Regions from separate parts of the Homo sapiens genome. Here region 2 is linked to region 1. Evidence: chromatin loops called from intact Hi-C (ENCODE). Cell type or tissue: GM12878. All regions are shown on one strand. Each heading gives the region's core, and the rest is flanking DNA. Links, peaks and the distances in the headings are about the cores only.

Region 1 (7,625 bases), core at 2,414-4,913:
ATTATGCCAATTAATAACCCTACAATGGCCTCTAAGTATTCAAGTGGAAAAAAGAGTCACAGTCTCTCACTTTCAATCAAAAGCTGGAAAAGATGAAGCATGTGAGGAAGGCACGTCAAAAGCCAAGAGAGGCTGAAAGCTAGACCTCTCACAGCAAACAGCCAAGTTGTGAACGCAAAGGAAAAATTCTTGAAGGAAATGAAAAGTGCTACTCCAGTGAACACACGAATCATAAGAAAGTGAAACAGCCTTATTGCTGACATAAAGTCTGAGTGGTCTGGATGAAAGATCAAATCAGCCACAACATTCCCTTAAGCCAAAGCCTAATCCAGAGCCTAATCCTCTTTCAATTCTATGAAGGCTGAGAGAGCTGAGGAAGCTGTAGAAGAAAAGTTGGAAGCTAGCAGAGGTTGGTTTATGAGGTTTAAGGAGAGAAGCCATCTCCAGAACATAAAAGTGCAAGGTGAAGCAGCAAGTGCTGACAGAGAAGCTGCAGCAAGTTATCCAGAAGATCTAGCTAAGATGGCTGATGAAAGTAGCTACACTAAACAACAGATTTTCAATGAAGATGAAACGGCCTACTCTTGGAAGAAGTTGCCATCCAAGACTTTCATAGATAAAGAAAAGTCGGCTGGGCATGGTGGCTCACTCCTGTAATCCCAGCACTTTGGGAGGCTGAGGCGGGTGGATCACAAGGTCAGGAGCTCAAGACCAGCCTGACCAAAATGGTGAAACCCCATCTCTACTAAAAATACAAAAATTAGCCGGGCGTGGTGGCATGCGCCTGTAGTCCCAGCTACTCGGGAGGCAGAGGCAGGAGAATTGCTTGAACCCGGGAGGCAAGAGGTTGCAGTGAGATGAGATCATGCCACTGCACTCCAGCCTGGGCAACAGAGTGAGGCTCCATCTCAAAATAATTAAAAAAAAAAAAAAGAAAAGAAAAGAAAAGAAAAGTCAGTGCCTGACTTCCATGGCAAAGGACAGGTTGACTCTCTTATCAGGGGCTAATGGAGCTGGTGACTTTAAGTTGAAGCCAATGCTCCTCCTTTACCATCACCAAAATCCTAGGGCCATTAAGAACGATGCTAAATCTACTCTCCCTGTGCTCTATCAGTGGAACAACAAAGCCTGGATGACAGCACATTGGTTTACAACATGGGTTACTGAATATTTTAAGCCCAATTTTGAGACCTACTGCTCAGGAAAAAAAGATTCCTTTCAAAATATGACTGTTCATTGCCAATGGACCTGGTCACCCAAAAACTCTGATGGAGATGTATAAAGAGATGTACAATTGATGTTGTTTTCATGCCTGCTAACACAACATCCAATCTCAGCCCTTAGCTCAAAGAGTAATTTCAACTTTCAAGTCTTATTATTTAAGAAATAATTTTTTAAAAGTTTTAGCAGTCATAGATAGTGATTCCTTGGAAGGATCTAGGAAAAATAAATTGAAATCTTCCTGGAAAGGATTTCCCCTTCTAGATGCCATAAGAACACTTGTGATTCATAGAACGTGGTCAAAATAGCAACATTAACAGGAGTTTGGAAGAAGTGGATTCCAACTCTCATGGATGACTTTGAGGGCTTCAGACTTCAGTGCAGGAAGTAACTGCAGAAGTGGCAGAGACATAAAATGACAAGTGGAGCCTAAAGATGACATTGAATCATTGCAATTTTATGATAAAGCTTCAGCAGATGAGGAGTTGCTTCTGACAGATATGCAAAGAAAGTGGTTTCTTGAGGTGGAATCTACTGGTGCTATGAACATCGTTCAAATGACAACAAAGTATTTAGAATATCAAACTTAGTTGATAAAGCGGGAGCAGGGATTAAGAGGATTGACTCCAATTTTGAAAGAAGTTCTGCTGTGGATAAAATGTTGTCAAAAGCTACAGAGAAATCTTTTTTGAAAGGAAGAGTCAATTGATGCAACAAACTTCATTGTTTTTGTCCTTTAAGAAATTGCCACTGTCATCCCAATCTTCAGTAACCACCACCCAGATCAGTCAGCAGCCATCAACACTGAAGGAAGACCCTCCACCAGCAAAATGTTTATGACGACTTGAAGATTCTGATGATCGTTAGCATTTTTTATCAATAAAGTATTTTTAATTAAGGTATGTACATTGTTTTTTAGACAATGCTATTGCTTACTTAATAGACAACAGTATCATGCAGACACAACTTTTATATGCACTGGGACACCAAAAAAATTGTGTGACTTGTTTTATTGTGATATTTGCTTTATTGTGGTAGCCTGGAACCAAACCTGCAATATCTCTGTGGTGTGCCTGTGTCAGAGTAGGGACCTGGTGCTCAGGCATGGCAAACCTGCCCACGGAGCCCCACTGCCCCCACCTCACAGACCTCTGCCTTTGCCAGGCTGCTCACCATCCACAGGCCACACGACTGATCAAGGCCCAGATGACCTTTCATTTGCAAGCACTTGAGCACGCGCAGGAGAATTCAGCAGTACAGGGCAGGCTGTGGCAAAACCATGCCTCCCTTCACCCCAGTCCAGATCCCAGACTCTGGAATCTCTAGAGACTGAAACTGCAAATAAATATGTGACAAGTCTGAGAAATTTGCCTCCTTCAAAGCATTAGTGTCATTGCTGCAAGTGTGTGGATTCTCCACTTGGTGGATTTGTGTCTGCCTCCAATTCCTCGCTTTGTTTTACCTAAGGGCTTTTCTAGTATCTTTGGCAATGAGATCTGGAAATGAGTTGGCATCTGGTCTAATCGTTTGGTGGAGTAAGTCTGGTTCCCCACCTGTCAGCTGGAGCTCCCTAGCTTCCTTAACATCTAGATCCGTGTGGCTGGAAACACTAAACCCTGCCTTATGGTTCAAGGTCTCCCCTGAGACTTCACTTGGTTAGGCCAGAGCTTAGGGCCCCAGCATGGCCTCAGCCTCCTGGGCCCTCCCTCATGCACCACATGGAGGTATGGAGCAGGGCACAGGGGAAGAGAGGGCCCTGGAGGCTGAGTCTCTTCCCTGGGCAGCTCAAACCTGCCACATAGAGCATCAGACAGGACAGGAAAGACATCCTAATATAGCTCTGAGCACACTGCATGACAAATGTTCTAGGGCCACACTCTCATTCTTTTTTTCTCTCCCACTTAGAAAAGTGGCAAAGTAGCACCACAGTCTGCTTCCTAAAGGCCTTCCCACTTCACCCCGTCCCCAAAACCCACCACACATTTCTCACGGGCTCTGCCACCCATAAAGCATCCTAGCATCTCATCATCTTTCTGGCTACTCTGTCTTCCTCCTTCTTTTTCTCTGTTTTTTGTTTCCTTTCTATTTTTTTTTCTAATCTCCCCTCTCAGGAGCAAAAGTGAGAAGGTTTCCATCTTCAGCAACAAGCTAGCTTATTCTCTGGGAGTCCAGCTGGGGCATTTGCCCTCCAAGTTTCTCTCTCCAGTCCAGTGACTTATCCAGAAAGTGTCTCAAAGTCAGTTCCCATTCCATGTGGAATGTTAGTTCCAGCTGTTAGGACAGTAAATGTTTCACCTCATTACTAATGTGTGTATACACACACACACACACATATATTACATATAGCTGTAGCTATAAAATCACATATCTCAATATCTTCATATATAGACAAATTGTGCATAAGCAATCCTTATGAGCAATGTTTTAAATGATGCGCTAATTGTCATATCTTCATAAAACTAACATGACTGGCCCTCCCTTCTCCGGTTCCCCTTCTCACTCCCTTCCTCCCACACCGTTACCTTTCCGCCGTTGCAACTCCCATCCCAGGTGTGCTATAAAGCACACTAGGTGTAAATAGTTGTCATCCTGAGAGCTGAGCAAGGCAGCTATGCTTGACCATGTGTGTTCCCAGGGGAACCCCAGTGCCATCGAGGCTGTCTTGTAAGGACCGTGAGGGCTGGCCCCTCGCTGATCTGTGACTTGTGGTTTCTTCTAGATGAGTCAGCCAAGGTGGGGACGTGAAATGAATCAAGCAGATGTGTGTCAATGATGCTCTGAAGAATGATGCCAGCACTCATGGCTTCACACAAAACAGCCCCAGAACTCCTGGCTTTAGATGTACATCCAGGCCAGGCTCTCCCAACCTCAGCACAGTTCAGATAATATGGACTGCCCTGTACACTGAAGGATGCTTAGCAGCATCCCAGGCCTCTACCCACTGGATGCCAGGAGTACCCCCAAGCCCTCAGCTGGGACAACCAAAAATGTCTCCTGATATTGCCAAATGTCTCCCTGGAAAGTAAAAATCACCCCTCAGCTGAGAATCAGTGCTCTATAACTGTATAGATAAATATTGTCTATACAGCAATGTATACATACATATAAACAATTAAATATTTATATGTCCTTATTTTAAGTTGGCATCTGATATAAACTTTTCATTCAATCAGCATATGCACAAAACAGAAATGTGACATATTTTCTTCCTTTTCTTTTAAAAATTAATGTCTTCTGTGATAATAGTGACATTTGTGATAACTAAATAAATAGAACCATCATATATCTTTCTGTGAAGCTGGCATTGAAGCAGCAGTGAGAAGGGAGTTTTGGAGTGTCAGTTGCCTTCCCCTGGACCCACCATGGCTCCTGCCTCCTGGAGCTTTGAGAATGCAGATGGACTGTATAAACCAAAAATAAAATTCTAAGTTCCCCCAGCCATCTGAATGGACCCCTCCTGTTGGCCAAGGGCATTCCAAAGTTAACCTGAAAAATGAATTCAGGACATGATGGGAACAGAGAGCTGGACATGCCTCATTATACCCTCCTCCCTTTTGGAATTACTGATAGAAGACTCTTTAAATCTGATAAGAAACATTTACAGTCTATTCTTGACTGGGTGCAGTGGCTCATGCCTGTAATCCCAGCATTTTGGGAGCTGAGGCAGGTGAATCACTTGAGGTCAGGAGTTCCAGACCAGCCTAGTCAACATGGTGAAACCCCATCTCTACTAAAAATACAAAAATTAGCTGGGCATGGTGGCAGACACCTGTAATCCCAGCTACTCAGGAGACTGAAGCACAAGAATCGCTTGAACCCAGGAGGTGGAGGTTGCAGTGAGCCGAGATTGCACCACTGCACTCCAGCCTGGGCAACAGAGCAAGACAGGAAAGGAAAGGAAAGGGAAAGGAAAGGAAAGGAAAGGAAAGGAAAGGAAAGGAAAGGAAAGGAAAAAGGAAAGGAAAGGAAAGGAAAGGAAAGGAAAGGAAAGGAAAGGAAAGGAAAGGAAAGGAAAGGAAAGGAAAGGAAAGGAAAGGAAAGGAAAGGAAAGGAAAGGAAAAGAAAAGAAAGAAAGAAAGAAAGAAAGAAAGAAAGAAAGAAAGAAAGAAAGAAAGAAAAACATTTACAATCTATTCTCTCTGAAGCCTCCTACCTGGAGGCTTAATCTGCATGATAAAACTCTGGTCTCCACAACCCCTTATCGTAAACCCAGATATTCTTTTCTATTGATTCCAAGTCTTTAGATAATAATTCTTTCAACCAATTACCAATCAGAAAATCTTTGAATTAGGTTGTCCCACCTTTCCCGACTGAACCAATGTATTTTACACATATTAATTGATGATTTATGTCCTCCTAAAATGTATAAAATCAAGTTGTAGCCTGACCATCTTGGGCACATGTTCTCAGAATCTCCTGAGAGCTGTGTCACAGGCCATTGATCACTCATATTTGGCTCAGAATAAACCCCTCCAAATACATTACAGAGTCTGACTCTTTTCGTTGACAACAATTAGGGGTCCTAGTCACTTGGCATTTGTCTTCTCTAGCCAAGACACCTCAGAGATCCCTGTGCAAACCAATTCAAAGGGGAAAGGAAAGATGAGCTGATCTTCAGTTACACAGGATTGCCAGCTACGTCAGCCCCAATATAGTACATTCTCAAGATAGGATAGATTATGGTGCAATAAAACATAATCCAAAAAACTGCAGTGGTGTAAGGCATTCCAGGTCTGTTTCTCTCTCATCTTCACGGCAATTACAGGTCATGCTCTATGTTGCTGTTATCTCATTCTGGGCTAAGCAACCACACTGGGGAACATGGGGAAGTACATACTCACTCGGAAAGTGCCTGCCTCAAAGTGGATGTCACTTCTCTCACATTTCATTGACCAAATCAAGTCACATGCCGATGCCTGAATTCAACAGGTGCCTCCTGCAGAAGGAGGACAGGGAATTAATGGACAATCATAGAGCTCAGCACACATGCTTAACTTCTCTACTCAGAGGTTCCTTCAGTGCCTCCCAGCACACTAGGGCCCCACCCTATCCTGTCCGATGCCAACCCTCTTCTCTTCTTCAGCTGGACATTTTCCAAAGTCTCTCTCCTCTCCCACCCCCAGCTAGTAATAATTTTCAGAATCTTCATCATTAGCTACCATATCTCCACCCCCTTCCATTCATCAAAGATAATCAAGACATCATTTTTAAACCCAAAGTCTAAGCTTCCCTTCCAATTCTGGACTCACAGGACTTATTTCTCAGGACTGTTTAAAAAGAGAGCTTACAGCAGGGTTTCTAGGCAATGGCACTCTTGACATTCTAGACTGGATAATTGTTTGTTGTAGGGGGTTGTCCTGGTCATTGTAGGATGTTTACCAGCATCCCTGGCTTCTACCCACTAGATATCTGTAGCACTCCCCAAGTTATGACAACCAAAAACATCTTCCGATTGCCAAATACCCACTGGGAGGAAGGGGACAAAATTGTTCCCAGTTGAAAACCACTAGTCTACAGAAGTTCCAGCCCATTGCTGCTCCTGGCTAATTATTTATTTATATTACATGAATCTACTGAGTACTTGCTAAGTGTCTACCCCTTCATCAACAAACACATGCTGGGCACCTACTTCAGACACTGGCTGAAGGCAAGAGGTGCCAAGATCACATAGGTGTGGTCCCTGCCCTCCAAGCACTCACAAACAGTGCAAGCCAGCAGACATGTTAAAATATAAGTTCGGCACAATACAATACGTTCATGGCTCTGTGAGCAAATTGCCATGCGAGCTCAAGACAGAAGCCTTTGGCAGGGAAAACTACACAAAGAAGTTAAGAACACTGGAAAGTAATGATGCTTCATGTTTATACCATACGTTGTGATTTGCAAAGCACTTTCACATATGTTATCTGCCTTGATCCTGAAACAACCTTGAGAGGTGGTTGTTGCTCTCCCCATTTTGCAGATAAGAAAAGCGAGGTTCAAAAGGATTCAGCCACTCCCTAGGTCGCACAACAATTGAGTGGCAGAAGTGGGACTATTTCTGCCACTAGTTGGGTGCCCCAACTCCAAAATTGTTTTCTCCTATTCCCCTGCAGAACTTAGGAAGGCTGCGGGGAGCTGAAGGGCCATTGATGCCACAGCAGGAAGATCATACTTCCCACACCCATGTACCCAAGGCGAAGGTGCCTGGCCTCAAGCAAGATTAGGACTGTTAGATCAGGAACACGGAATGTGAGGAGAAGAGAAACAGTCAACTCTTTTCATTTCAAAATAGAACTTTGGTACTCATAGCAGAGACAAGTTCTTGAAAGATAAGGCTTTTGATTTGCAAAAACTGTTTTTTTTTTTTTTCCAGTTCTAAAAGCCTAGTTTTAGCATCATCAGAAGCAAAGCTCTGAAGGAAT
Region 2 (7,625 bases), core at 1,724-4,223, 75 kb before region 1:
GGCTGCTTTTGCACTACTATGGCAGAATAAAGCCTAAAATATTTACTATCTGGCGCTTTACAGAAAAAGTTTGCCAACCCCTGCATTATCCCATCTATCAACCAGCAAAGCTTCATTCCTGTGGCTGTATCAGATGGCCTCTGGCTTTCCCAGTCATGTACCCACAGTATCACAGCAGCAGAGTGCTTGAGCACCTCGTAGGGACTTTAAAAACATGTTGAATGAAGAACCATCACAATGAGCTATTTCAATTTCCATTATGCAAATGAAAAAAATCACAGCTTTTAGAAACATTAATTATGTAAGCCAAGGTCTAAGAGTTAGAAAGTGCTAGAATTAGACCGGGAACAGTGGCTCATGTCTGTAATCTCAGCACTTTGGGAGGCCAAGGCAGGCAGATCACCTGAGGTCAGGAGTTCGAGACCAGCCTGACCAACATGGTGAAACCCCATCTCTACTGAAAATACAAAAATTAGCTAGGCATGTTGGCAGCTGCCTATAATCCCAGCTACTTGGGAGGCTGAGGCAGGAGAATCACTTGAACCCAGGAGGCGGAGGTTGCAGTGAGCCGAGATCACGCCATCGCACTCCAACCTGGGCAACAAGAGCAAAACTCCGTCTCAAAAAAAAAAAAAAAAAGTGCTAGAATTAGAATTTTTATTGATCCCAGGTACAATATTTTGTCCTATCAACTTGAGGCAGTGATCAGGCAGAATCTTGCCGGAAATGTGCAGAAATGGGGCCTAGGGTAGGTCTTTTGGATGAAGGACCTGGATCTTGGGGCTAGGAGAGATGGGAAGGCCCTAGGAAAGAATGAAGAATTATCTGAAAGGATAAGCAGGCCTTGTCCTGCTGGGAAAATAGGTACCTTGAGAATATATTAAGCTAATTCATATTACAGTGTTAGCTTCTTTCTGGACCTGCTGTGACAAAGTTAATGGAGCTTTTTCACCTGGGGGTAAAGGAGGGTACATCAAGGAGCACAGAGAAGGGAGAGCAGAGTGAGTCAGGCACGCTTACCAGAATACGACTCAAACCGAACCAGGTCTCAGTGGTGTTGAGTCACTGGGGCATCAGTCAGGAGCCTGGGCAGCCACCTGGCAGTGGGACTGCGGTGGAGGTGCCCACCCCAGGGGATGCCTGGGCCCAGTGAACATGAAGCCCTTCCCAGCTCTGAGGTTCTCAGAACCCTTTGTGGCTTGAGTTAGCCCTGACACTCTCCCATCCACTTTACGGAGAAGCATTAAAGCCACCGAACACCCCCTCTTGAATCTGATGAGATTCAGCTTTGTCAGACCCACTTTCCCAAGACAGTCATAGAAAATGGGGGATTCTCTGGGTTGGCTGTTTGGAATTCTTCCCCAGATAAATCACGCCCACGAGGTAGCACCAACAATATGTAGTCTCTGTTTCTTTAAAGTGAAAGAGAATATAAAACTGAATGCCAAAGACTCTATTTTGTTGTTTTTTCCTCTAACCTTTATAGTTATCGCACTTACACTGAATTCACCAGGAGGTTGTTCCGTTATAGCATGCATTGATTCTCTCCAAAGCACTCACTTTAGCTTGCAAAGAAACAACTCTACGTTTTTGCACTCATATTTCATTGCATTATGAAATGATGGATTGCATTATTTAATCAGAGTAACAGGTACAGGTTGAGAAGAAATACAAATAGCCCTCAGTAAGCACACACAGCTCAACCAATGGAAACATATGTGCCCAGGAAAACTGGAGAGAAGCTTCAGTTGGAGCTGCTAGCTTCAAGGGTTTAGTGTATCCCAGGCATGGGCACAGTGCTAGCTGAGTAGTGTGGAGAGTCTACATTAATCTAGCAAGCTGGTCCATTGCAGGTTGCTCAAGAGGGCTTCTGCTGTTTAACTGCACGCAGATGCCACAGCCCTTTGTCACGGACAGAGCACTGTCCAGCGTAATCCTCATGGCCCTTTAAGGGAGGCAGAGAAGATTTTCATATAGGAAAAATGAGGATCAGAGGCCTTGAGTGACTTTCTCAGAGACAAATGTGCAGTAATTACCTCCTTCGTGTCTGTACTGCAGGAGCCCAGCACAGAGTGGACACATGGAAAAAAAGGCCACCGTTTATGAAACAGAAGTGATAGAGCCAGGCCCCAAACCAGGTGGATCTGCTTTGAGAGCCCATGTTCTTTCAACTCACTGATGAACATTTGTGAAATGCACACTATTTGTCAAGAATTATGGCTGGCCCAGATACAAAAGATAGGGCCTATTACTTCTCACCTGTTTAGGGCCATGTGTTTTCCAGCTCTTATTTTTCTCCCCACCTTTCTCCTGGAAAAAAAAACAAAAACTTGTTTTAAAAGGCTCAATTCTTCTGTCTCCTTTGGTGTTAATTCTTCTGCAAAATAGCCTGGGAAGAAACAATTGATTTGAATTATGCCAAAGCTTTTCAGAAGTGGGGATGGACAGAGTGCCCCCCATCCAGTCTCACCTTTACTCTCCACCCCATTTCCTACTTCCACCTCCAAGACTTCCCACACTTATGCAAAACATCCTGGCTGAGTCTCACCAAGAGCTCTAGGGGAAACCCTAAACCTCAGAGTGAAATGAAGGGGCTGATTTGCCCCTGGGGAAATTAGACACAAACAAGGCTGGGGTGAACCACCAGTCTTGAAACTGTTTCTCTGGATTAGTCACAGGGTTACCCACTCATGAATGTTCCTCCCACCTCCTCACTTCAGGCTCTGTTATTCTAGAGGGCTGGCCTGGTTACAAGGGTAGCCAGATTAACTAGGGTCTAAATGGGAGAGCTGGGGCACGGATCATTCACCAAAGAAACCGCAGCGACCTTCCGCCTGGGTGGGGCTTCTCTTCTTTTAACCTCCCGCGAAACTGCTAGTCAGCAGCTCTGTTTCCTGCCATTGCTCGAGGAGATCTTCATGAGTTTCATAGGAGTAGGATTGTGCCTTCAATCCATCATCTTTCTAGGGAAGGTAGCAGTATTTCATTGGCTTATTTCTTAACAAATAATATATTAAAGACTGCTTTCCTCCAGGTACCTGTTAGACACTAGGAATATAGTGGTAAGCAAAGAACTGCTTAGGAGTCTTGCTCTTGTGTTTTTGATGGTTGATCTCAGGTTGTTTAAGAGGCTTCTGCTGTTCAACTGCATATGCGACAGCCCTTTTACATGAACAGAGAGAACTGTCCAGTAATTTAATCCTCATGGCCCCTCAAAGGTGGCAGAGAAAATTTTCATATAGGAAATTAGGATCAGAGGCATTAAGTAACTTTCTCAAAGACAAACGTGTGGTAATTATCTCTTTTATGTCTGTACTGCAGGAGCCCAGCACAGAGTGGACACGAGAAAAGAAATTCTATTGTTTATGAAACAGAAGTGATAGAGCTGGGCCCCAAATTGGGTATATCTGTTTTGAGATTGCTTTGTAACACATATACATCAAATAACTGCTAGAGACCAGGGCAAGGGGGTTCTGTCTGTTTGGTTCACTGCTATATGGTTAAGGCCAAGAAAAGTACCTGGCATACAATAGACATTCAATAAGCATTTGTTGGATGGATGGATGGATGGATGGATGACCCAAACAATTGCAGGTCATGCTGAATGTAAGAATTAAACGTAACATGGATGAGAATGCATCACGGGATTTATCATCTCTTTTGGGTCTGGGGAAGACTTCTTTGCAAAAAATGATAACCCAGACAAGATTCAAGGGGTGAGCAGGAGCTGGCTAAAGGAAGGAGAAGATAGTGGCAGGAGGAGCCACGCAGACACAAGGAATAGCTTGGGTGAAGGTCTTGAAGCAAGAGGGAGCACAGTTTATGAAAGGATGCTGAAGAAAGTTTCCAGAGCTGGAGGACAAGTGGGAAGGAAGGGTTGGTTCAAGGTGACTCTGGAGGGGACAGCAGAGCAGATCCTAGTGGCCTGAGAATAGAACCCTGACCTCTTCCACAGAGCAAGGAGGAATCACTAACCTATGTTCAGCAGGAATCAATGTGGCCAGACTTGCACTGGCATCACAAGTTGAAGTGCTTTTAGGAAGGTCCATTTGGGAGTGTCTAGGTATACATGACCAATGGGAGATGATGAACTTGCCATAGCTTTTAAAGTTTAAAGTGACACATTTCTAGCCTACTACTATTTCACCTTCACATCATTACATAATGTATTTTAACAAATACCGATATTGCATTACTATGTGACAGATGTCATTCTAAGTGCTTTGCAAATATAAACTCTCACATTGGCCTTGTGACATTGGTGCTAATTATTATCCTTTTTAAAAGATGAGGCAACTGGGCTGGGGCATTTAAACCAACACAGCAGATGACAGAATGCCAGAGTCTTCCTCAATTCCTGTGATGCATGGAGGACTCCAGAAGTCTCCATGTGCCCTGTGGAGGGTGTGCAAGGAGACTGGCCTTGGAGCTGCAGTGGGTGAGGTAGCTGGGGAAGACAGATGGGGCTGGAATGAGAGTCAGTCTGCTTTCAGGGGATCCACAGCACCAGCGACAGTACAGTGGGGCCTTGTTGACAGGAAGAGATGGTGCTCTGTGCCTGGGCCCTGCTGCAAACCTAGCATCTCTCCACACAATCCTAATATCCCTTCAGTTTTTCCTCCACCAGGTCATCTGCTTTGCAGATTCTATGTCTTCCTCTTTCTTGGTTGACCGCCTCATTTTAGCAGAACAGTCCCTCCAGCAGCATCCTGAGACAAGGAGAATGCAAGGAAAATGTGGGGGGACTGTCATTTAAAAAATTCTTTAGCGCTCTTGTGGGTTGCTATTTGGCTGGGCATAAATTCTATTTCACAAGTCACTTTTCTTCAGAATTTTAAAGATACTGCTTCTTTGCTTGTAGTTTTCAGTGTTGCTGCTGAGAAGCTCACACTCAATTAATAGTTTGGCTGGGTATAGAATTCTACAGCCTCAGTCAGCCTCCTGAGCCACTGTTGAGGAATCCAACGCCATCCTGTACCCTGATCTTTTATATATGTTTTTGTTTTTATTTGCTTTTCGTTTTTCTTTTCTGGAAGCTTTTGATATTTTTTCTTGATCTATGGTATTCTGAAATTTCCTAATAATTTGCCTCGATGTGGATCTTTTTGTCATTTGCTGTGTTTAGCATGTGGTAGATTCCGATAAGTAAGCTCATGGCTTCAGTTGTGGGAATTTTATTTTTGTATTTTTCCTTGAATATTTTCTTCCCCTTGTTTTCTCCATTTTTCTCTTTTTGGGACGTTTAACTTTTTGGATGCTGGATATCCTTGATGGATCCTCCAATTTTCTTATCTTTCTTTCCTATTTCCAATCTGTTTATCTTTTTGTTTTACTTTCTGAGCATTCTCCTCATCTATCAAATGTGTTATTTTTTAAGGTTTTTTTTGGACTATTAATTTTAATTTTCAAGAGCTCTGTCTTATTCTCATTTGATCCCCACTCTTTCTTTTTACATTCATTTTTATTTTCTTAGATGCAATATCTTCTCATCTCTGTGATGATGTAACTTGTAATTTTTTGAAGTCTACTCACGTTTAAAATGGGTCACTAAAGATCTGATGAAAAGCTCCATAGGGTTGAAAAGGGCTTTTCAGTTGGCAGAACTCACTGCAAGGTAATAATGTGGGAAGCTAACCATTTCACTGAGGAACCAATCATCAGGAATATTCCTATTTTGTAGATGAGACTAGTCACTGAGAACATAAGTAATTTACCCAAGTTCATATAGCTAGTAACTGGTGTGCTGAGATTCAAACCAAGAACATCTCATTCCAGAAGCAGTGTGCTAAACCACTGTGCTGCACTGCACTGCCTCTCAGAGCAGCAGCAGCTAACATTTAACAAGTGCTTTCTGTGTACCAGACACTGTTCTAGGTACCCAAAAATCATTTAATTTAATCCTCATAATAACATTTTGAAGTAGCCACTTTTGTTAGCCCCATTACTGACCAGCAACTTGAAGCACAGAGAAGGTAAACCACTTGCCCAAGATCACACAGCTGGTAAGTGCTGGAGATGGAATATAATCCTAGGCAATCCGCCCCAAGCATCCTTTCTGCTTTGTCTCCAGGAGTCTCCATTTCATCATCTGAAAAATGGCAATGTGATTCCTAACTCAGTTATTTTGAGGATAAAATGAGAGAACACATGTAAGAAACCTGTACCTAATAGACCTGAAACAGATGTTACTTTCATTAAAAAAAAATTGCTTTCCTCTCTTAGGCTTCAGTTTCTCTAACTTTAAAACAAGAAGCTATAGATTGTAGAAGAAAAGTTTGTAGGCTCCCTAAGGTCCCTCCTGGCTGTGAATGTCCATGGTCTAAAAAGTTAGGGTAGACCTAACTCAGAGGAGTGGAGATAGAATAGGAGTGAGGGTGGGAGATATCAAGACCTCAAGGCATAGAGGAAGAAAAAAAAAAAAAAAAACAGGAGGTAGAAGCAAATGTGACATGTTCTAGATGGTTCCATTTTCCAACTCGGGCCCAGAGAATCCTTTCTGTGTTCCCAAATAGCTGTGAAGTTCAAATAACGGGTTCCAACTGACACATAAAAAGAAACACATGTAACCACTTACAGGCCAATTAATATCAGGGCAGGGGATGGGGGAAAGCCACAGAGGGGAGGAGGCCACTGGGGTTGAAGTGAGCAAAAGAATGATGGCCGTGCTTCCGGGCCTACGGCTGAAATGGGCTATTATGTGTCATCAGGAAACTTAAGAAGGGGAGAAAAAACAACCCCTGATCAAAGTCCCTTTTGTCAACTTCTAGCAGATTAATAGATGACAGATTTTGCACTTAGAGCTCTACTGCAAGGTCAAGGGCAGTGAAACGGGGCTTGTTGGGACATTTTTCTTCTTTCATTCAGCTGCTGGTCTGCAGAACTCATCATTCTGACAGCCCAGCTGCCTGAAACTTCTCTCAGAAGGTCTGCCTTCCCTGGAATATTTTAGGGGGAGAGTGGACTTCTTGTTAGCACAGACAAGCCAGGCTGTTCTCATCCCCATAGGCACTGCCTTGCTCAGGGTCCTACTTGGAGCTTCTCACTCCCTGGAGCCCAAGCCCATCATGCCACTTCCCAAATTCCCCTATTATAACCTCACGGTGGCTGTCTCAGGTCACAGCAGGAAGACACACTTCTAAACCTGGCTTCTAGGTCCCTCAGTGATCTGGCTTTGCCCCATGACCCAAGGGCTTTTAACATCAATCAAACTGGATTACTTGCAGCTCCCCAGACTCATCTCGCTCTTTTACCTCCACATCATGACCTTCTCTGCCACCCTTTTTGTCTTCCTGTCAATTTCCTATTCACCCATCAAGCCTGTGCCAGTGTTAACTCCCTGCCTTCCCAGTTTAAGAAGAGGCTGTATCCTCTGTGATGCACAAACCCTTCAAACACACAGCCTTCAGCCTTGACCTTACTGTCTGGCCATTATCTGTCTGTAGGTCCATCACTTCCACTCAGCCATGTGTAAAGACCAGTGTGCTGCCTGGCATGGAGTAGGGGCTTCCTGTTATAGAGTTATGAGTACATTACAGGTGAGTCACCAAGACCTGAGATTGTGGAGGGAGACCCTAAGTTCACCCTAATAATTCTCGCCCCTGGCAGAATCTGTGACTTGCTTTTAA

What was found. Peaks named below come from ENCODE experiments on the same cell type or tissue, not always from the same donor. Only the 100,000 strongest peaks of a DNase experiment are listed, where the experiment ranks them.
Region 2: it touches region 1 in a loop (5-fold over the local background); 4 of 110 quality-filtered maps call a loop at or near these places.

The regions. Positions count from the first base shown.
Region 1 is chr15:69,676,078-69,683,702 of GRCh38, reverse strand. It overlaps PCAT29 (prostate cancer associated transcript 29), which reads right to left. Exons shown (of 4, transcript NR_126438.1): 3 at 6,063-6,157. Among named protein-coding and RNA genes, the nearest start is that of PCAT29, 88 kb to the right of the region's middle. RefSeq lists enhancers at 3,620-3,789, 3,838-4,127. In GM12878, for the core only: no CTCF peak of the experiment used is centred there; a DNase peak (open chromatin) is centred at 3,902.
Region 2 is chr15:69,750,841-69,758,465 of GRCh38, reverse strand. It overlaps LOC107984788 (a long non-coding RNA gene), which reads right to left and starts at 6,517. Exons shown (of 3, transcript XR_001751592.3): 1 at 5,950-6,517; 2 at 2,260-2,310. In GM12878, for the core only: no CTCF peak of the experiment used is centred there; a DNase peak (open chromatin) is centred at 2,685.